Linked DNA regions of Homo sapiens: regions 2 and 3 are each linked to region 1. Evidence: chromatin loops called from intact Hi-C (ENCODE). Cell type or tissue: dorsolateral prefrontal cortex. All regions are shown on one strand.

Region 1 (8,000 bases):
CCTCAGGTGATCCGCCCGCTTCGGCCTCCCAAAGTGCTGGGATTACAGGTGTGAGCAACAGCGCCCAGCCACCACTTAGCATTTTCATTTTACATTTGTTGAAGTTATAGATTTATACACCCATTGATTGCTGTTTTATTATACACTTGCATATCCATAAAATGGGAAATAGAAAAGAATAAAATGGGCACAGTATCCCTAAAGTTTCACATTCTGAGACATTTTAAAAATATTTGCTTTTTAGAAATTTGTGTCAATTAAACTGGTATACACATACAATGAAGTATTATTCAGCCTAAAAAGGACTAAAATCCTCTCCACTGCAGAAAAAATGGATGAGATTTCAGGTCTGTATATTAAGTGAAATAAGCCAGGAACAGAATGACAAATATTACATGTCCTCACTTACATGTAGGAACAAAAAAGAAAATCTTGGCCAGGTGTGGTGGCTCAGGCCTGTAATCCCAGCACTTTGGGAGGCCGAGTTGCACGGATCACTTGAGGCCAGGAGTTCGAGACCAGCCTGACCAACATGGTGAAACCCCGTCTCTACTAAAAACACAAAAAATTAGCCATGCGTGGTGACGCGTGCCTGTAGTCTCAGCTACTCGGGAGGCTGAGGCCCAAGAATCCCTTGAACTCTGGAGGCAGAGGTTGCAGTGAGCCCGGATTGTGCCTGTATACTCCAACCTGGGCAACAGAAAGAGACTCCATCACACACATACACACAAAAGGAATCTCAGGAAGGTGGAGAGTATAAAGGTGGTTAGCAGACGCTAGGAAGAAAAGGGGTGGGATAGGGAATGAAGAGAAGTGGATAATTGGGTCCCAAAATACAGAAAGATGGAATAAGTGAGTTGTAGTGTTTGCTAGTACAGCACGAAAATTTTAGTTCACAAGAATTTCTTGCATACTTCCAGATGCTTTGGTAAGAAGCTTCCTAACTTTCTCATTATGCTGGTTTTTAAGTTATTCTCTTTCTGCTCCTGAAATCATGCTGGTTTTTTGTTTTTGTTTTTTTGAGACAGAGTTTCACTCTTGTTGCCCAGGCTGGAGTGTAATGGTGCGATCTTGGCTCACTGCAACCTCTGCGTCCTGGGTTCAAGCGATTCTCCTGCCTCCACCTCCTGAGTAGCTGGGATTACAGGCATGCGCTAGCACGCCCAGTTAATGTTGTATTTTTAGTAGAGACGGGGGTTTCTCCCTGTCGGTCAGGCTGGTCTTGAACCCTTGACCTCAGGTGATCCACGCACCTCAGCCTCACAAAGTGCTGGGATTACAGGCGTGAGCAACCGTGCCCGGCCCATGCTGTATCCTTATCTGTTGTCTGTTGTTGTTTGTTTGTTTTTGAGCCCAGGAATAACTTCTCACCTATATGTTCAAATGATTTTTAACATGAGTGCTAAGAAAGTCCAGCAATCTCACTACTGGGTATTTATCCGGAGGAAAGAAAATCTATGTATCAGAGAGATTCCTGCACCTTCATGTTTATTGTAGCACTGTTAAAAATAGTCAAGATATGAAATGTCCATCAAAAGATGAATGGATAAGGTGGTGTATATACACAAAATGGAATTCTACTTGGCCATAAAAAAGAATGAAATCTTCTAATTTGTGGCAACATGGATGAACCTGGAGGGCATGTTAACTGAAATAAGATGGCTCAGAAGGATAAACACCACATGTTCTCACTCATATGTAGGAGCCAAAAAAACAAAAAAGAGCTCATAGAGAGTATAATTGTGGTTTTTAGAGTCTGGGAAGGGTAGTGGGGAAGGAAGAGTAGTGGGGAAGGAAGAGTAGTGGGGAGGAGAGGATACGGAGAAGTTCGTTAACAGATACGAAATTATAGCTAAAGAGGAGGAATAAGTTCTAGTGTTCTGTAGCACTGTAAGGGAAATATTGTGTATTTTTTAAAAAGCTAGAAGAGAGGATTTTTATTTTGAATGTTCACATCATAAATGTTTGAGATAATGAATATGCTTAATTACCCTGACTTGATCATTACACATTGTATACATATATTGAAATACTACTATATATCCCATAAATATGTAGTTATCACATGGCAAAGAAAGAAAAACAATGAAATATTAATAGGCAATTTACAGAAACCCAAAAGTCCAACGAGTGTGTAAAGATACTCAAACTTATCAGAGAGATATGTATTAAAACAATAAGATGCCTCTTTATCTAGTGAAAAATTAGGCTGGATAGTTATTAGCATTCAAAGAAATGTGAAGGTAGAGGAACTCTTGTGCACTGCTGATAGGGTATAGACCAGCACAGCCATTTTAGGGAGTAACCTGGCAGTATCGAATCCAATTGAGTATACCTCACTCCTGAGTTTATACCACAAAAGAATACATGCAGAGGACCTTAAAGGATTGTATAGGAGGATGCTCACTGCTGTGTTGGTTGTGGTGGCGGGAGTTGGAAGTAATCTGGTCTCTTACTACTGATAGACTTACAAAGGATTATGCAGCAATTAGAAAGAGATACACGTGAAACAACATGAATAGATCTTAAATATAGATCTGAATTTTTAAAAGTTATTTGTAGTTAGCTCTACCATTTTTATTTGGTTACCTATATGGCAACATAAATATAATATCTAAACCCAAACTCCTGGTTTTATATCTGCTGCCAAAAAAGTAACTGCCACAACTGAACTAACAATTAAAACCCTTGCTCCTCTAATAATCTTTCTCATCTCAGTTAATGCCACTACTCTCCTCAAAATTTGTCCTGAGCCAAAAATTTTAGGAGCCATCTTTTGTTCCTCTTTCTCTCTACACTCACTCCACTAACACATATCCCAGCTCTCAGGAACAAGCTCTGTCCTCTCTACCTCCAAAATACATCCTGGTGCATAGGATTTTCTGCCCTGAAGTAGCACCTCATGTGATTCCAATGCAGGAGTTTCCTGAATCACACTTTGAGAAACTCTGAAAACATGCTCTCCTGCTCTGTTGAGGAGTAAGCTTTTCCTTTTTGGTAATTTTAGGAAGATAATAATTTTTGGCTTTTTAGAATAAAGATCGTTGTGATTCCATTGTTAATAATCAGTGAATCAAAAGATCCCAACTAGTAATATCATTCCAGTTTTATCACCAACACAGCTGACAGATTGAAAGTTTAATGAACAGCAAGTAATTAAGGCCTAGGCTTTAGAACCAATATTTAATTCCCGGGTCTCTTACTTTTAGTTGTGTAACCTTGGTTTGTTTATTTACCTCTGAACCCCCAGGTTCCACATCTACAAAATGAGAGAGCATTATCTAGCCATAGAGTTGTTAGGAGGATTTGGATGTAAAGCATGTGGCACAGTGCTTGACCTCAACATGGCTGCTGCTAAAATGACAATAATGATAATAATCACTATTGCTGTGACTACTACCACTACTAGAACTTCTAGTTTTGAGGCCACAGATACTAAGAACATCCAGCAGAGGGCAATGGAACAGCACAAGATTTAAGTTAGTATATGAGCCTACTGGAGATGTGTCACATTTACCAAGCATTATTTCTACTTTTATATTTCTTATTTTAATGGAAAGAAGAGATGGATGTTATTGATGGACCTCTTTTATATTTGAGATTCTCACTTCCCCAATTATTGAAGAATGATGGTACATCTATATCTATACAATCCTCGCTTAGAACTTGCAATCTCAATCTCCTAATGTATTAGTCTGTTTTCACGCTGCTGATAAAGACATACCCGAGACTGGGTAATTTATAAAGAAAAAGAGGTTTAATGGACTCACAGTTCCACATGGGTGGGGAGGCCTCACAATCATCACAGAAGGAGAAAAGGTATGTCTTACATGGCAGCAAGCAAGGAAGAAATGAGAGCCAAGCAAAAGGGGAAACTCCCTATAAAAATCATCAGAACTTGTGAGACTTAGTCACTATCACAAGAACAGTATGGGGCAAACTGTCCCCACGATTCAATTACCTCCTACCTGGTCCCTCCCACACATGTGGGAATTATGGGAGCTACTATTCAAGATGAGATTTGGGTGGGGACACAAACCATATCACCTAACATCTTTCAAATTTTTTAAATTTAAAAAAAATTTTTATAGAGACAGGGTCTTCTATGTTGCCCAGGCTGATCTAGAACTCCTGGGCTCAAGTGATCCTCTCACCTCAGCCTCCCAAAGTGTTGGGATTACAGGTATGGGCCACTGCACCTGGCCCTCCTAACAGCTTTGTCCCTTACCCCAATGTCCCCCTTTCTAAATAATGAGAGGAGTGGAATAAATATTTGGTTTTTAAGTCCTGTACCCAAGAGCCATTGGTGCTGTTGAGCTGCATCAGGGCTGTCAGGGATAAGTAGGAAGGCTCCACTTCTCTCCCCACCACTGTCTACCAAAGTAACTCAGCATTTATCTGTTTGATACATTGGATTTTCTCATAAGATTTTATTTTGGAAAAAAAAAAAGTTAAAAAATAGATGCTCACAAATGCCCCTTCTGCCTCTATCCAAAGAATCTAGTTTGCTGGGGCCTTTGTTGTTGTTTTAACAAATAATAGTATTTCTTATCTAGCATTTTTTAACATTTGGCCAGTTCATCAGTTGCAAAATCAGTTATTGTGTCTTTCTTAATATGAAATGATGGAATACAATCAAACAAGTAAAAATATCAACATACATTAGCAAGAAAAAATTTTGTTCTTTGTTCCAGCTATGTCTGTCTATGCATACTGGGTAGAGTGGTAAAATTAATTTCATATTGTAGATTGTGAAAAATTTGAAATTTTGAAAGCCACTGCTATATATATATTGAAAATTTGAAAGCCACTGCTATATATATTGATACAGTTTTTGCTTTTATCACTGTATTAATCTGCTAAGGCTGCAATAACAAACTACCACAGATTGAACAGAATGGCTTAAACAACAGAAATTTATTTTCTCACATTTCTTGGGGCTAGAGTATAAGAAGATGTTAGCATGGTTGTTTCCTCTGAGGCCTCTCTCTTTGGCTTGTAGGTGGTTGTCTTCATGTTCACATGGTGTTCTTCCTGTATGCATATTGTTAAAGAAAAAAATTATTTTATAATGCTTGTTGATGGGCATTTGGGTTGATTCCATGTCTTTGCTGTTTGTGAATAGTGCTGCAATGAACATATATGTGCATGTATCTTTATAATTGAATGATTTATATTCCTTTGGGTATATACCCAGTAATGGAATTGCTGGGTCAAATGGTATTTCTGGTTCTATGTCCTTGAGAAATCACCACACTGTCTTCCATAATGGTTGTTCTAATTTACATTCCTACCAACAGTGTAAAACTGTTCTTATTTCTCCACAGCCTCACCAGCATCTGTTGTTTTTTGACTTTTTAGTAATCACCATTCTGACTGGTGTGAGATGGTATCTCATTGCGGTTTTGATTTGCATTTCTCTAATGATCAGGGATGTTGAGCTTTTTTTCATATGTTTGTTGGCTGTACTTCTTTTGAGAAGTATCTGTTCATGTCCTTTGCCCACTTTTTAATGGGGTTTTTTTTTTCTTGTAAATTTGTTTAAGTTCTTTGTATACTCTGGATATTAGACCTTTGTCAGATGGATAGATTGAAAATGTGGTACATATACATCATGGGATACTATGCAGCCATAAAAAGGAACAAGATCATGTCCTTTGCAGGAACATGGTTGGATCTGGAAGCCATTATCCTCAGCAAACTAACACAGGAACAGAAAACCAAAGGCCACATGTTCTCACTTATAAGTGGGAGGTGAACAGTGAGAACACATGGACACAGGGAGGGGAACAACACACCCTGGGGCCTGTCGGTGGGGGTTGGGGGAGGGAGAGCATCAAGAAAAGTAGTTAGTGTATACTGAGCTTAATACCTAGGTGATGGGTTAATAGGTGCAGCAAACCACCATGGCACATGTTTACCTGTGTTTACTTATGTAACAAACCTGCACATCCTGCAGGTTATGTACCCTGGAATGTAAAATAAAATAAAAAACTAAAGTTCAGATCTTGAAATTGTAAAACAGAGAACATAAAGCAAACACACTTAATATGTTACAAAGAAAATGAGAAATGCAAAAATAATAATAATAATAATACTTATTAAAGCACAGTGAAGAAGACTTTATTCAGGACCATTGCAATAGGTATAGGTAACACCACAATGAGATTTTGCAGCCTGGGAGAAAGATTGGACTTAATTCCAAACACAGCATGGGCAAGTGGGAATTTATAGCCAAGGAGCAGGGTGGGGGTCAATGGATGGAAAATTACTAAAAGGAAACATCAGGGGTGAGGAAGATTTCAGCTAAACCAACTTCACAGGATTCTTGCTAAAAACAGAACAAGGTGATTTATTACCTGTGGGATAGTGGAGGATGAGGAACTTGATCAGATGTCACGGTTGATCAGCTACTGGGGGAGAGGGGTTCTTACTAAATGAGTTTTTGGATAAAGCAGATTTTACAAGGAGGTGCACAGATGGGCCTAGGAGAAGGTTAGGGAGCCTGACTGAAGTTTGGTCAAGTTAGAATCTGTGTCAATATCTGTACAAAATTCCTCTTCTTACAAGGACATAAATCATATTCGATAAGGGCCTACATTACTGACTTCATTTTAACTTAGTTACCTCTTTAAAGACCCTATTTATAAACATAGTCACATTATTAGGTATTGGGTATTAGAAGTTCAGCATGAAATTTGGTGTAACACACTTCAGTCTATAATGATCACATAAAAAATCTTGGAGATCAATCCATACAAACACATAAAGGCTGCTTCATTTTATTTCATTATTGGACTATATTTCCTTCTCCTTCTGTCTTACTCCCCCCTACACAACCTCAAATAATAATTAGTGCTTTTGTAAAGGATTATGAGTTCATTGTAAAAATTGCAAACAAGTACAAAGAAGAAAATAAAAAATCAGGTTCATTATTATCTCTTGGAGCTAATATTTTTGACATTTTGATGAATATTCTTTTAATGAGCCCTTTGTGTCTAAATACATATATAGATGTATATGTTCATGAATATATGTAAATGAGTATATGGATATGTATGCATTAACCAAAACTGGGATTGTACCATTTATGTATTCCTGTAATCCTCGTCACTAAACAATATGAGGGGACCGTCTTCTTTAAGAAATATATTAATAGATCTATATTATGATTAACAATGCTTACCTAGTATTTAGTTGTATGGATGTTCAATTAATCATCTAACAGGTCATTTAATTTGCTTATATTTTTTCTGTTATAATCAAGACTTATGTCTTGATTACATCTTTGCACACTTGTGTGATAATTCCCATGGAGTAAATTCTTGGAAGTAAGAATACAAAGTTGGCAGCCACTTTACTATTTTAATATATACAATAATTTTAAGCTATCTTCTAAATAGTTTATACTAATTTATACACTCACCACAAAAATTAAAAAAACATGAGTTCTTATATATCTACACTGTCACTAATAATATTAGAATGTATTATTTAGCATTTTTAAAAATAAAATTAGTTTTTATTTGCACTTACAAGTGAAAGCATCTTTTCTCCCAACATTTTATTTACAACATACAACAAAGTTTGAATTCATTTTACAGCAAACACTAATGCACACCATCTTGATTCTACCATTAACATTTTACTATAGTAACAATATAACTATCCTTCTATCTGTACCTTTACCCATCCATTTAATTCATCTTTTAAAATGCATTTTAAAGGAATTTACAGGAATCCATACACTTTACCCAAATTGCAGTTGACCATTGAAAACACAGGTTTGAAATGTTTGAAATGTGCAGGTTGACTTATATGTGGATTTTTTTCAATACATATATTGGAATTTTTTTTGGAGATTTGTGACGATTTGAAAAAACTCAGATGAACCACTTAGCCTAGAGATAACAAAAAAATTAAGAAAAAGTTATGTCATGAGCATATAACATATAACAAAATATAAAAAGTTATTTATCAAAACTGACACAAGCAAACAC
Region 2 (8,000 bases), 410 kb after region 1:
AAAATAACTCATGATGCTGACCTATTCTTCGACCTTTGTAAAACAGACTTCCCCCTCCTAGCCCAGGGCCCCACTCATCTAGGAGGTGAAGAAGACCAAAGATAGGGAAGGGTGAGGGATGATGGACTTAAAAAATTCCTTTATCATTATATTTTAAGTTTTTATTTTTATAAGGCATCCAAATATGCATGCAGTCAGGTCAAAATAATCGCCGTATTTCCAAATTAGAGAATGAGAAGCAAACACACACAAAACCCCTCAGGAATCTAAATTACAATCTAATTTTGGATTCTGCTTCTAAAGCGCACATATACAAACCCCAAATGGACCATAGGCTGGCCTCAGGGAAATACTCGGAATCCCTGAAATTGTCTGTACAATTTTGTGTTGTGGGGAGAAGTAGGTACATTTTTTTTTCCTGGGGAGAAGGTACACAGCTGTCTTCAAATTCTCTAAGGAGCACACAAACCAAACAATTTTAAGAATCTTTGCTCTTTGAAGACTAAGAACATTACCATTGTGGGAAACTAGTTGCCTGGGTAATCACAGGGCGGGGATGGTAATCCCCCAAGCCCACAGCTCATGAGCACGTAGAAACTGGCGTAAGAACTCATTCCATCCCTCTTGGTCCCTCCCAGGGCCCTGGGCCTCTCCCTGACACATTTTCCCTTTCTCTAGAGTTTGCCTCTGAGCTCATCCCCCATCTGCCTGCATGCCTGCGATGAGTCCCTCTTCTTCTTTCCTCACTTCCCAACTGCTTCTCTGTGCACCCTTCCCTTTGAGAGGGCAGTGACACTCACATTCTGAAAACATAAAATGGCTCAAATATTGCACATTCATGCTCTGGAAAGTGGGACATGGGGTCACAGAAAACCCCACATTTTCTCAGCATGTCCCGTCAGAAGAAATGTCTGAGAGAAAGAATGCAATTTCCAGAAGAGCAGAGACTTTGTTCCACTCACAGCTGCCTTCCCAGCACCTGCTGGAGCACCAAGCCCTGGGGAAACAGCTGAGTCTCTTTGGCCAAGCTCAGGGTCTTCTGGGAGCCCTCCTCAGGTCTCACAAGCAGCCTGCCCTTTATCCTGTACTATTTGAACCTCTCAGCCTTGGAAGCCTCTTAAACCTTTCCTCAGACCTCTGCCCATCTCCCTGGCCTCCATTTGGAAAGAGCCAGTAACAATTTTTGCAAGGGGCCTAAGAAAATCAAGACCAACCACACCACAGCAGCAGCCCCCACAGGCATCGCAGGCCTCTTCACATGGGAGGAGGCTGAAGGTTTCTGGGTTTTTTTTTCTTTTGAAATGGAGTTTCACTCTTGTCACCCAGGCTGGAGTGCAATGATGCGATCTCGGCTCACCGCAACCTCTGCCTCCCAGGTTCAAGTGATTCTCCTGCCTCAGTCTCCCGAGTAGCTGGGATTATAAGCACCTGCCACCATGCCCGGCTAATTTTTGTATTTTTAGTAGAGATGGGGTTTCACCATGTTGGCCAGGCTTGTCTCGAACTCCTGACCTCAGGTGATCCAACTGCCTCGGCCTCCCAAAGTGCTGGGATTACAAGCGTGAGCCACCGCGCCTGGCTTTTTTTTTTTTTTTTTTAATTCCTGTAACTGGGGCACAATCTCTTCACTCCACACACATATAGTGTCTGCCTGACCCACAGACACACTTTATTCAGGATGCTCTGTGAGGAAGATCTCCATTTATGAGACTTCCAGTGAGCTAAAATTTGGCCTTCTGAATGGCATTCTTAAGAACTGTTTTACATAACGTTCTGCCTTCTTAGGCCAACATTACTCTTGCCTCTCATCCTCAAGAAACAGTGTCATCATCATAATAAACACCTTGTCTTGTACTATGCACTAACACTTGTGCTTTTAACCCCCTGTTCCATGCTTCTGATTCTAGACCGTTAATGCACCTGCTGCCAACCACAACTACTTCTAATTTGCCTTTCATTCATTCAACTAGTATTTACTGAGAACCTACTCATGTGGAGAAAGTGATTCTGATGGACTGTGGATGAGAACATAAAATATTCAAGATTGTTGGCATTAGGGGCTAAATAAGAGCAAACAAGCCTCCGAGCGAGGTATCAGAAAGTGAGATCAGCAGCAAAGGCCAGAGCTTCACTACAAAGCAATGGAAGGATATTTTGAGGGCTTGAAGCCATTTGGCCTTCTGACCTTCCTTTCTGTCAGGTTTTGTTCTGAGTGTCAAAAGTTCTCAGATTCTGATAAATGGGGTGTTTGTTACATTTATTAAAGAACATATCTATTTCCTTGTTCTGTTCTTAATTTTAAAAGTTGACAAGTAAATTTGTCATAATTTTCTAAGGAAAGGAATAAACTTGTCTTTGTATACCCCTCTATTAATTTCTTAATGGTCTCAGTGGCCTTCAACAGAAAAAGAAATAGGTTCCCCATATTGAGATACTCTTTCAGCAATTTAGCTGTATCATTTATTTCCAATTCTTCAATTCTTACTTCTCTTGTGAAACCACAGTATCTCCATAAAGGTTGCTAATCATGTTGTAAAGTAGGATACAGGGCTTAGAATGTGGGTGAACTGCATGAGGAAACATGTAGCAATGTTCATCTTTATAGTTGAATTATCTTTTCCATAATTGCTCCCCAACTACACTGTCTAATTATGGAGGGCACGGACTGTGTAGCCTCCACAGAGAGGGGAACATCACCTCACAGCAACACCATCTGCTGAGGGGATGAGTGAATAAATGAATAGTCTGACACAGTACCAAGTCACCACAGTTGCCAAATCGAACCAAGCCAATTTGACCCCAATCTGGTTCACCTGTTTATTGTCACAACTCTGACTTCTTTACTTGCTCTACTTACCATAGAGCAAGAGGGATGTTGGATCAAGCCCCAGACTCTCACAACCAGGTATATTCTGATCACGGAAATCCTGTAGCAAAATGCCCAGCACCAACTCCTCACTCATCATATACTTCATAAAATTTTCATCATCTGATGGAACCCCAAATTGCAGGTCATACGTTACTGTGGCATTTTCACCACTGAAAGGCAATGGAAGACATTAAAACATAAACAGCATCATACTGCAACTCAAGAAATGAATTTAAGCAATAACTTTTTTTTTTTTTAGTTTTGCATGTTCTTCCAGTACAAAATAGCAAAGAATGTTCTGTCCTGGAAGAACATACTGTCCTATAAGAATCCTCTTCCATAGATTCATCACAAAAAGTTGAGGTGATCCTAACCTCCTCCTTCCACCTAGTACCTATCCTCTAGGAATCCACTGGGAGAGGCCATCAGAGGTAGAGGTAGAGGTGCCCATCTCCAGTCAAGATGCTGAGAAGATCCCAGGCTTGACCCACCATCTGTCCCAACCCCAGCCTTCATCCCTTAAGGCAAGCCAGGGAAGCCTCCCCTTTTCTCCACACACATTCCTTCTTCATGTTCTCAGCATTGCCCCCACAAAGGTGTGCCAGGGATATTTAGTTTAACCAATTCTTTATTTGACCTATGAAAATGTTTAAGGCACAGCCAAAGTTTCCTACCATTGGCTGGGTCCAGAACTTCTGAACGTTGACAGAGACCACCCTGTGTATCAGCAACAAATCAGGCTTCCCTGGTTTGTCCCCAAAGTGAGAAACTTTTCTGTCCCATTTCCAGAGGCCCCTAGGGCAAGATAACCAAGCCCTGTAACTCTCAGTAATGGGACCTAAGGAAAGGGAATTTTCATCTTCCTAGAACATTTTTTCCCATTTCCAAAATAAAAATAATCAAGGGCTACCCTCCATTAATTAGTGTCTAATGCTACTCTTTAAATGCTACTTCAACATTTAGTTTATTCATAGTTATCCTATTACTTTGGTTTAAGATGGGCCAGATTAAGAACCAGCAATAAAATAATGAGCAGGAGGCCACATCTGAGACTATCACCTTGGGGAAGTTTTGCAGATGCACCAGTCCCATTAGTGTGAATCAGGCCACTGCCCCTGCTAAGGATAGGCAAAGAGCTCCCTCTTCTGGCTACAGGTCACATAGGCCGATACTCTTCGATCTTACAAGGTGGCTGACAATTGAGCTTATAAACTCTACTACGGCTGGGAGATGTGCCAGATCCTGCAGATCAAATGAATAATGGAGAGTCAGGACTCTGAAGAAACTCATAGTTTCAAGGATGCCACTAAAGGAGGGCCAAAAAATGCACTTTCAAACTGCAATCCAGCTAACCTAGTTTGCAGGTGTCATAACTTGTTCCCTGAGCTCTGCCCTCTAATTATCGCTAATGATGATCAACACCTACACAGCCAGCCACCCTGCATTCCCAGGGGCAAGGACTTGGGCTGGCTAATGAAGAGGGCCAGAGTCTGACTTTCAGAAGACCAGGTCAGAAGCTGAATGGGAAAATCAGGCCACCTAGCCTGGCCTGGCCAGCCCATCCTAATCCCCCATGGCAGGTCACAGGGTAAATTTACATGAGGCTGAATTTTGAGAAAAGAGCAACTTTCAGGGCCTTTCGCCCAGCTGCCCACCACTGGAGTGAGTCTAGCAGCTAATAAACCAAAGGGCATTTTTCCAGGTTCTAGCTGGGCCAGTCCAGGGCTGAGGTCACAATGCCCCTGTAGACACAAATGCATGTGCCAGGGATTTAGCCGCCTCCCACCCATGTGCAGCAGCACCCTTTGGGAAGCAATGGCTTTTCTTCCTCAATTCAATACTTTAGGACCTCTGCCTGGACTTCTTGAAATAAAGTGCAGAGATGTCACCGTAAGTACCATGTACACTGGGTCTGTTTTGTTTTGTCTTGTTTGAGTCTCTCTGTGTCACAGGCTGGAGTGCAATGGTGCGATCTCAGCTCACTGCAACCTGCGACTCCCTGGTTCACACAATTCTCCCGCTTCAGCCTCCCAAGTAGCTGGGTTTACAGGCACGCGCCACCACGTCCAGCTAATTTTTGTATTTTTAGTAGACATGGGGTTTCACCATGTTGGCCAGGATGGTCTCAATCTCCTGACCTCATGATCTGCCTACCTCAGCCTCCCAAAGTACTGGGATTACAGGTGTAAGCCACCATGCCCAGCCCATTGGGGGTCTTTAAAGAAGGAGATCAAAGGCAGCCTGCACCATATGTATCTGTAGACTTCAGGTCTGTTTGGCCCCACACCATGGTGCTACCTACCACCTGCTTTATGTGCCTCCCCTCCCAGGTCTGCTAATATTAGGGTTTGGAGAACTTATAGTTTGAAGGGGGAATCTCAATATAATACAACTTTTGATGGTCATATTCCAGAGACATCTCAGGCATAATGGATAATGAAGCTTTGATATAAATTTTAAGTCATCTCCAATAGTCCCAATGATGTAAAAGGATAATAAATGGACTCTACACACATACACCCTGATGCCTACATCTCAAGAACATTAAAGATGAGGAGGAAATTTAAAAAATAAAAAATACATATGGGTGTGTATATCCTATGTGTGTGTAGTATTTGTGGTGCCTATGGTAGATACATGAACAGAAGTAATTACACTCAACTCTTGACAGCTATTACCTCCATGGAAGGGAATGGCATTAGTTATTGGTGGTGGCAGTGGAGAAGAAAGGAGGCAGAAGGGAGACTTTTCCTGTGCATACCTCTTTATGTCTTCTTTTTTTTATTTTTATTTATTTTTATTTTTTTGACAGAGTCTCACTCTGTCACTCAGGCTGGAGTGCAGTGGCGCAATCTCGGCTCACTGCAACCTCCCCTCCCGAATTCAAGAGATTCTCCTGCCTCAGCCTCCTGAGTAGCTGGGATTAGAGGCACCCACCAACACACCTGGCTAATTTTTGTATTTTTAGTTGAGACAGGGTTTCACCACGTTGGCCAGGCTAGTCTTGAACTCCTGACCTCAAGTGATCTGCCCGCCTTGGCCTCGCAAAGTGCTGGGATTACAGGCGTGAGCTACCACGCCCGGCCCCTCTTTACATCTTTAATACTAAACAAGGAGAATGTACTCCTGTATTACTTGTGCTCCTCAAAAGCAAATGCCTATACATGTATCACTCGCATCACAGCACGACCTGAGATCTATTTCTACTTCTACCCTTAGCTTATTTGAGCATTCATTGTTAAACAGAAATGGTTTACCTGGGACTGGCTTTTCCCCTCTTCTGTGTGACCCTGGTTGAATTATACCATTAATCTGGGCTTCCTTTTTCTCATTTGTAAAATAAGGGAGTTGAGCCTGTTGGTGTAAAAGACCTTCCCAGCACTGACATTCTGTGATTCTATTACAGGTTCCCTTCATGCTCTGAGGCTCTGGGAATCCCTGCTAGGTAAATGACGAAGGGTGGGGTGGGGGGATCTCTTTCCAGAGAAAGAGAGCAAAATGTAATGTTCCACACTCTTACCTGAAGTCCACTATTTCAACTGAAGTAAAATAACGACCCAGAGAGGGCGATGTACTGTACACATCTGTGAGCTAAACAAACAGAAGCAAATTAAACCACACACATTACCGACAGATCATATTACACATCACCTGACAAAGCAAAACTGCTTCTAAGGCAGAGGAGATTCCACTCCAGCCTGGAATCAACGTTATCTGGAAGCTCTGGATCAAGAATTGAGCCCACCATAAATCAAAACTCAAGTTAATGCTACTTCAAAAGAACTCCATTTATAAGGACCAAATGACTCAGTTTCTCTCAGAAGTTGCACTGGCACCCTGTGGCCTTAGTGGTGAGAATATCAGCAGCTGGAGCCCACACAGGCCTCACAGACCATAGGAAGGAGAGAAGAGAAGACCCCAAAATGGCTGCTGGACAGCAGCAGCACAGACCACTTAGCACCTGGGACATTGCTTAGCCCAGGGCTTCTTTCTCCCTTCTCCAGAGCTTCAGTGTAAAGACAAACAGCCATGCTAAGCCATGGGTCTAGCACATCCCCTGGACAAAGAGACAAAGAGGGGAACTGCAAAAATATGGAGGCTTTATTTTATGCATGAAATATTGCAAGCATCATAAAAAATAATGACACCTGTGTTTCCACTACCTAGCTTTCATGTCTTCATATTTGCTATATTGGGTTCAGCCCTTTAATTTAAGAAACAAAATAAAGCTAAAGTGACTCCTACATACTATTCAGTTCCTCCTCTCTCTCTTTCTTAATACTAACCATCATTCTGAAGCTGGCATGCATCCTTTCCTTGCATATTTTTACAAATTACTACTTATTTATGTAATCATAACAAAATATAATTTGTGTTTTTATTCAAATAAAAGGCACCATATTCTACATAATCTTCTAAAACTTGCCTTTTTTCACTCAAAATTACATTTAAGATTTACCCATAAAGTAAATCTCAATGAAAGGCATTCACCTAACTCCTGCACAGATTCCTTTAAATGAGTATACCAGCCTATCCATTCCTCTGATGATGATCACATGCACTATTCTCAATTTTCCCCATCACAACTTATGCTGAAGCAATCATCCTTAATGTCTCCATGCATCTCTTCTTGGACATGCGGGAGTTTCCAATGGGCATATGCCAAGAAAAGGAATTGTTGGGTTTAAGGGTAGGTGCATCTCCAACTTCACAAAATTGTTCTCCCTTTCCCACCCCTCCCAGCAATGTATAAATATCCATTTCCCACATCCTTACCAGCACTTAGTGTTACCAAACTTAAATTTTTACCACTCCGAGGAGTATAAAATAGTGCTTCACATTGTTTTAATTTGTACTGCCTCGCTTACTAGTGAGGTTGAACATCTTTTCATGTTTATTAACTCTTTGGGACTTTTCATCTCTGAATTTCTCACTCATTTCCTTTCCTTCTCTTGGCTTATCTGTCTTTTTCTTATCTATCTGAAGTGGTTAGTTTTATATTCTGGATACTAGTTGTTGATATTATGTTACAAGTATCTTTTCCCAGGCATTGAGTAGTTGTGTTTCAGATATCTGAATCCTAAACTAGTAGTACTAGGAACATGTGCCATCCCCAGCTACAGCCATTATG
Region 3 (8,000 bases), 230 kb after region 1:
TATATCACCTATTTTTTTCCCTGGAACTTTACTTCTTTGCCCAGACTTTCTATTTTTTCATCTATTTCAATACTGTTCATAATTATTAGCATTTGCTGAAATATTTTTATGATGGCTATGTTAAAATCCTTTTTAGATAATTCTAACATTTTTGTAATCTTAGGGTTGGTGTCTTTTATTGTCCATTCTCATTCAAGTTGGGATCACCTTGGTTCTTGGTATGATGAGCGATTTTCAATTTCTATTTGGACATTGCAGATATTATAAGATACTGGATCTTATTTAAATCCTGGGTTTTACCAGGCATCCTCTGACACTGTTCTGGCAGGAGAAGTGGGGTCACCTCTTGTAGGCAAGTTGGAATAAAAGCTCAAGTTCTCTACTCAGTCTTCATTGACACACAGCCGAAGAAGGGGTGTCTTCTTACTGCTTAGGTAGGAGTGGGGCTTCAGGCTCTTCACTAGGTCTCTGATGATAGCCCCCTGGATGGGAAAGAGAAGGGTGTCCTATTACTGCTCCCTGCATGGTCTCCACTGATACCATGGGAGGTGGCTTATGCCTATAATCCCAGGACTTTGGGAGGCTGAGGAGAGGATGGCTTGAGGCCAGGAGTTTGAGACCAGCCTGGGCAACATAGCAAGACTCCATCTCTACAAAAAGAATTAAAAAATTAGGTGTGGTGACATGCCTGTAGAAGTATTCACCCAAATACTTGGGAGGTTCAGGTGTGAGGACTGCTTGAGCCCAGAAGTTTAAGGTAGCAGGGAGCTATGGTCATACCACTACCTTCCAGCCTGAGTGACAGAGTGAGATCCCATCTCTTGGAAAAAAAAGGTGAATGATTCTGGATTACAAGGATGTCCAGTGTGTGGTCATTAGAGTATATTGCTAAAGAGAAATATTAGACAACATTTACATTTCCTGTTTTATTTATATATATATATATATATATATATATATAAACTTAGCAAGACATATGTATATAAACAAATACATAATGTGGCAAATATTAGCTTTGCAACTTAATTAATTTTTAAATATATATCCACACATGAACCACAACCCACACACAGATATGTGGCATGTATTTCCAACAATGAGAATCCTTTTTTTTTTTTTTTGAAACGGTGTCTCACCCTGTCTCCCAGGCTGGAGTGCAGTGGCGCAATCTCGGCTCACTGCAACCTCCATCTCCCGGGTTCAAGTGATTCTCCTTTCTTAGCCTCCCGGAGCTAGGACTATAGGCGCCTGCCACCATGCCCGGCTAATTTTTGTATTTTTAGTAGAGACGGGGTTTCACCTTGTTGGTCAGGCTGGTCTCGAACTCCTGACCTCAGGTGATCCACCTGCCTCGGCCTCCCAAAGTGCTGGGATTACAGGCATGAGCCACTGCACCTGGCCGAGAATAGATTTTTTAAAGACCCAAGAAAAGGGGCAGCCCAGCAAGACAGAAAATTTCACCAGTAACTGCTCTACTTTAACCAAACACCACAGAAAAGTGTTCACCCACTCCCTGTACCCACATACCAGCAAAGACTGAGTAGGAAGCTTAAACTTCACCCATACCATACAAGATGCCAGAACCCTGCCTGTTTCCCCACCCCAACCAGAGCAGTATCAGAAAAGGCCTTGTGGGAGCTGGAACTTCCATAACAACCAGGCCATAAAGATGCACCCCATGCCTCAGTTGGAGACCATGTAGGGAGCCTGGACTTCTGCTCCAACCCAGCCAAACAAGTTGCCTCCTGCCTTCTTCATCAGGGTAGTATCAGAGGAGGCCAAATGAAGAGTTGGGAATTTTACCACCATTCACTTATAAACGTGTGGGTCGGGAGAAAGAGATGAAACACAGAGAACAAAACATTAAATACAATTTTAAATAACTTTAAGATATTTTATGAGAGTAGGAATGTGAAAAGTTGGCTCTATAGTAATAACTAAGTAATTTCAATTAAAATATTTTTTACATATTATGTTTAGAAAAAACAAATGAGTATATCATTATTCCTGAAAATTTCCTCACATATAACCCAGAGTGAAAGTTCACCTTGTCATCTTGATTTCATTCTCTTACATGCCCACAATATCCATTCACTTTTTCCCTAACCCAGCAACCTGCGTCCTCATATCTCTACCACACTATCTTATCCAGGAAACTTCCTTTTACTAGAATTCTGGGAAAGCAGTGTCCAACAGCTCTTTGTCAGAAATCCACTGTCCCAAAGTCTTAAATTAACACAATGGCGCAATTTCTGTAGGTTCATTTTCACCCCTTATTTGTTTATTTTTAAAAAATAAAACAAAGCCTTAAGCCGTCAAATGCCTGAGATATACAGGAGCAATGACGTTGCATTTCATCAGCCAATCAAGTAAGAGATGATGGGCCTGAAGCTAACCGGTGCAGACTAGGGGCGAGTTTGGAGCAAGTAACTGTCAGTGAGGTTGCAGTTGGTCTGGGCTGTTTGGCTGTGAGCGAAATAGCTGCCCCCCACTTCTCACTTGCACACCACGGGATACTCCTCCTGAGGCTCCGGATGGTGAGCTCTCCAGTCTCTAGTTTCCTTTTCTGGAAGTTGACCTTTCCTACTGGTACTTTCTCTCTCAGTCTCGCCTCCTAGATGAACAAAGGCTCCCACTGTTTTCCTGCTAGAGATTCAGCCACTCCCTCTTGGCGCTTCTGCCTTTCTTGTGGCAGACCATGGAACACTTTCCCAAAGATCAGCTAGCTTCTCGGTTTGAACTTCTACCCCTTAGCTGCTTCCCCTCCTCCATTATGCTTTTTACATCAACTCTTTGTGAACTATCCAGTGGCATGTGTTCCCTTTGCGTTACTGAAACTGAAAAGTCCAGCCCTAGGGGAAAGCTCACTGGTTCAGGGAATCGCCTCAGGTGTGTGGAGCTGATCTTGAGCTGGAGGAAGGGCTCATTCTGAGTGGAGGGGCATTAGGAGGGCAATAGCCCACCCACCTTCAGAGTCAGTAAGATGTCTGCGTTGTGTGGTAGGAGAGTTTACTAAGGAGACAATCCAGCCTCTGGTATCAATATAAAATAAACCATTAAGCATGAGCTTTGTAGCTGTGAAGATTACTGAGATCCCACAGTGCCCTCTTCAGGATGCTTTCTTCACCTAATTCTTGCAAAACGTTCCAATCTGAAGGAAGAAGACTGTTTCCATGTTCAGTAACATGGTAAATTAGTGTGACTTACGGTTCATGAGACAAAATTTCTCAATGCTGGCTGACTGACAAGGACAAATTCATGTCATTTTTGAGAGGGCAGTCATTAATTTCCTCCACACACAAAGAGAATTGAGATATTAGCTAACATGAGAGATATATATATATATATATATTTGAAATAGAGTCTCACTCTGTCACCCAAGCTGGAGTGCAGTGGCACAATCTAGGCTCACTGCAATCTCTGCCTCTTCAATTGATTCTCCTGTCTCAGCCTCCCAAGTAGTTGGGATTACAGGCATGTGCCACCACACCTGGCTAATTTTTTTTTTTTTTTTTTTGTATTTTTAGTAGAGACAGTTTCACTATTTTGGCCAGGCTAGTCTCGAACTCCTGATCTCAAGTGATCCACCCGCCTAGGCCTCCCAAAGTGCTGGGATTACAGGCGTGAGCCACTGTGCTCAGTCAACTAACTTATTGTTAAATTAATGCAGAGGACCTATGTGATAAACCAATATTTTTTTCTTTAATGGGATTTGGACTCACAGACTTTTACAAAGCTGTCAAAAGTCAGCTTAAGATGAAGAGTTCTAATTATATTGAAAACCTGTGGCCGGGCGTGGTGGCTCACGCCTGTAATCCCAGCACTTTGGGAGGCCGAGGCGGGCAGATCACAAGGTCAGGAGATCGAGACCATCCTGGCTAACACAGTGAAACCCCGTCTCTACTAAAAATACAAAAAATTAGCCGGGCGTGGTGGCTGGCGCCTGTAGTCCCAGCTACTCGGGAGGCTGAGGCAGGAGAATGGTGTGAACCCGGGAGGCAGAGCTTGCAGTGAGCCGAGATCGCACCACTGCACTCCAGCCTGGGCGACAGATCATGACTCCGTCTCAAAAAACAAAAAAAAGAAAACCTGTTTATTCTCATAGCTATTTCCTTACCCATACATTTAACATATTAAGCTACAGTAATGTTAGTATTTTTAAAACTATTTTAAGATGACATCTATTCTCAAATAGAGATTTCTTATGAGATTTTGGAGTAGAGGTTGGGGAAGCCAAATGGTATTTATCACATATGCATAGCCAGAGAGATAAATTGTGTTGAATTTGATCATATATATCTCTGAATTTAAGAGTAAACAGGATTCGTGGTAATTTTATTATTATTAATGTGATTATAATTTAACTTTCATGTTCTGGGATACATGTGCAGGTTTGTTATATGGGTAAATTCATGTCATGGAGATTTGTTGTACAAATTATTTAATCACCCAGCTATTAAGCCTGGCACCCATTAGTTATTTTTCCTGATCCTCTCTCTCCTCCCACCATCTACCCTCAAGTAGGCCCCAGTGTATTCCCCTCTATGTGTCCACGTGTTCTGAATATTTAGCTTCCACTTATAAGTGAGAACATGCAGTATTTGGTTTTCTGTTCCTGCATTAGTTTGCTAAGAATAGTGGCTTCCAGCTCCATCCATGTTCCTACAAAGGACATGATCTCATTCTTTTTTATGGCTGCATAGTATTTCATGGTGTATATGTGCCACATTTAGTTTATCTAGTCTACCATTGATGGGCATTTGGGTTGATTCTATGACTTTGCTTTTGTGAACAGTACTGCAATGAATGTACGCATGCATATGTCTTTATGATAGAACAGTTTACATTTCTTTGTGTTTATACCCCGTAATGGGATTGCTGGGTCAAATGTTAGATCTGTTTTTAGGTCTTTGAGGAATCACCACACTGTTTTCCACAGTGGTTGAACTAATTTACATTCCCACCAACAGTGTATAAGCATTCCTTTTTCTCCACAACCTTGTCAGCATCTGTTATTTTTTGACTTTTTAATAGGAGCCATTTTGACTGGTGTGAAATGGTACCTTCCTTGTGGTTTTGATTTGCATTTCTCTAATGATCAGTGATGTTAAGCTTTTTTTTTCATATGCTTGTTGGCAGCATGTATGTCTTCTTTTTAGAAGTGTCTTGTCCTTTGCCTACTTTTTAATGGGGCTGGTTGTTTTTTCTTGTAGATTATTTTAAGTTCCTTATAGATGCTGGATATTAGACCTTTGTCAGAAGCATAGTTTGCAAAAATTTTCTCCCATTCTGTAGGTTATCTGTTTACTTTGTTGATAGTTTCTTTTGCGTGCAGTAGCTCTTTAGTTTAATTAGATCCCATTTGTTAATTTTTGCTTTTGTTGTGATTGCTTTTGATGTCTTTGTCGTGAAACCTTAGCCCACTCCTATGTCAAGAATGATGTTGCCATTACCAGCCACTACAAAAACACACTTAAGTACACAGACCAGTGACACTGTAAAGCAAGCACACAGTCAAGTCTGCATAATCACCAGCTAACATCATGCTGACAAGATCAAATCCACATGTATCAATACTAACCTCGAAAGTAAATGGGCTAACTGCCCCAATTAAAAGGCACAGAGTGTCAGGATGAATAAAGAACCCAGACCCTATGGTATGCTGTCTTCAAGACACCCATCTCACATGCAAGATCGAAAGAAATGGATGGAGAAAAACTACCAAGCCAATGTAAAACAGAAAAAAGCAAGGGTTGCAATCCTGATTTCAGACAAAACAGACTTTAAGCCAACAAAGATCAAAAAAAAAAAAAAAGAAGGAAAAGAAGGTAATAACATAATGGTAAAGGGTTCAATTTAACAATACCTAACTAAATATATATCCACTCAACACAGGAGCACCCAGATTCATAAAGCAAGTTCTTAGAGACTTTCAAAGAGACTGACACTCCCACATAATAATAGTGGGAGACTTCAACATCCCACTGACAGTTTTAGACAGATCATCAAGGCAGAAAATTAACAAACATATTCAGGACCTAAACTCAGCAGGCTCAAATGAACCTGTAGACTTCTACAGACCTCTTCACCCAAAAACAAAAGAGTATACATTCTTCTCATTGCCACGTGACACATACTCTAAAATCAACCATACGGTCAAACAAAGAACACTTGTCAGCAAATGCAAAAGAACTGAAATCACAATAACCACTCTCTCAGACCACAGCACAATTTTATTATTTTCTGAAAAAAAAATTTATTATAATTGAATGTGTAAACACTTATTACAATTTTTAAATAATTTTAGAAATGATAAAAATGCTCATGGGAACATGTATTCTTAGTTTGGAAAACAATAGACTTCTTAACTATATTAAATTCAGAAAGCATGTAGGAATGTGTAACTGTGGTACAGAAAATAATTTTCCTTATTTCGTCTAGCCTGTATACTCGAGGATGCTTAGTCTTGGCATAAGAGTGGGCAAGTTAAGAGGTGACATTGACAATATTTTTCTCAATAGTTTGATGTTAAGAGCAAATATTACTAATTGACCAAAATGTTCTTTCCTAATGGCAGGGGCTTCCCCTGGAGCAGTGTTTCTAAACACCAGTTGCTCATTAGAATCACTGGAAAGCTTTTAGAGTTCCCAGTACTCAAGCTGCACCCCAGAAGAATTAAATTAACCTTGGAGGGTGGGCACCAAGGCATCAGTATTTTCTAAAACTTGCCACGTGATTCCATGTGTGGCCAAGGTTGAGAATGTCTGTTAAGAGACATAGCTGAGCTCACTCTTCTCTGTCACTTATATTACATTCGAGATCTTCAGGTCTACCTACAGTTCTTGATATGTTTAGGTAACATTAAAAAATTTAGAAATCCTTTGAGGAAAAGAACCAAACACAAAACCCAAAACAACCCCCAAATCCAGGAAGTGATCTAATACTCAGAGATAGGACTCAGTATGTTGCTCCAGGCTGGCCTTAGGCTCACAGCTGCGCCAATGTTGTTCTCCTCTTTGACATAAATGATCCCACAGAACATCAACATCAGACAAAGTCACTTCAAACCTTAGCAAAATGAGACACAAAGGTTGTTGTGCAACCTATACAACACCAAACACCCTCAGTCTCAGCTAAAATGAGTGACTGCTGCTTCTGTGCCCATCACAGCTGTATCTTAGCTCTAGTCTACCCTCCTTATAGTAAAGTTTTATTGAATACTCAATCACGGAATTGTCCTCACTTTCTGACAGCACCTTACCTAAAGTGAACCCTCACTTCCATAGACCTTTTCCAAAATTACCCAGACAAAGCGCAGATCCTCTAATAGGTTATTTCTAACACTCTTTTGCTGATATACCCCATGGTTTCCCATGGTGAGTCATCTCCTTCACCGCAACAAATAAATAACAAACAAAACTTGTTAACTACAGATGTATTTCTGGTAACATTTGGCTGAAGGGCATTGACAGCCTTTCTCACAAAACCTCACCAAGAATATTGAAAAGAAGCTGGCTTTGAGACTAAAAATTGAGCAATGTTGTCTGAATTGAGCGGATCACAGTGGTTGCTAACCTTGGCTGGGTTAAATTAAAATTACCTGAAGAGCCCAGGCTGCAAACCAGACTGAATTAAATCAGAATCTCTGGAGATAGGACGTAGGCACCAAGTATCATTATAGCTCCTTAGGTAATTCCAAAAAATAATAAATAAAGGGAGAGAAATTACACAGACTAGAAAATTATACAGATTTGAAAACTGAGGCCAGTGGTGTTAAAGTAAGCTACCCTGAGTCTTTCAACCTACAAGCAGAAGCCCATCAGACCTACGAATGCAAGTAGTCTGACCGCAGATTCTGAAATTTGTTTTAGAGACAAGGTATCACTCTGTCACCCCGGTTGGAATGCAGTGTCACGATCATAGTTCACTGCAGCCTTGAATGCCTGGGCTCAAAACAATGTCCCACCACCCCCTCAGCCTCCTGAGTAGCTAGGACCATA

What was found. Hi-C counts contacts between places; a loop is a spot of excess contacts. Peaks named below come from ENCODE experiments on the same cell type or tissue, not always from the same donor. Only the 100,000 strongest peaks of a DNase experiment are listed, where the experiment ranks them.
Region 2: a loop joins it to region 1, with 3 times the contacts of the local background. A loop is called at or near these places in 56 of 110 quality-filtered maps.
Region 3: it touches region 1 in a loop (3-fold over the local background); 83 of 110 quality-filtered maps call a loop at or near these places.

Annotation. Positions count from the first base shown.
Region 1 is chr3:112,515,042-112,523,041 of GRCh38, reverse strand. No RefSeq gene overlaps it. Among named protein-coding and RNA genes, the nearest start is that of BTLA, 20 kb to the right of the region's middle. RefSeq lists an enhancer at 614-1,114. In dorsolateral prefrontal cortex, CTCF peaks have their summits at 3,265 and 3,465 (motif pointing right); no DNase peak of the experiment used is centred here; H3K27ac peaks cover 365 bases.
Region 2 is chr3:112,108,003-112,116,002 of GRCh38, reverse strand. C3orf52 (chromosome 3 open reading frame 52) reads right to left here. Exons shown (of 6, transcript NM_024616.3): 4 at 6,390-6,460; 5 at 2,858-3,039. It overlaps MIR567 (microRNA 567), which reads right to left and starts at 3,202; the gene lies at 3,105-3,202. RefSeq lists enhancers at 428-517, 748-797, 808-887, 908-1,167. In dorsolateral prefrontal cortex, CTCF peaks have their summits at 3,820 and 4,019 (motif pointing left); a DNase peak (open chromatin) is centred at 3,999; H3K27me3 peaks cover 679 bases.
Region 3 is chr3:112,288,630-112,296,629 of GRCh38, reverse strand. SLC9C1 (solute carrier family 9 member C1) reads left to right here and starts at 2,414. Exons shown (of 29, transcript NM_183061.3): 1 at 2,414-2,537. In dorsolateral prefrontal cortex, CTCF peaks have their summits at 2,886 and 3,086 (motif pointing left); a DNase peak (open chromatin) is centred at 2,415; H3K4me3 peaks cover 1,265 bases; H3K27ac peaks cover 1,411 bases.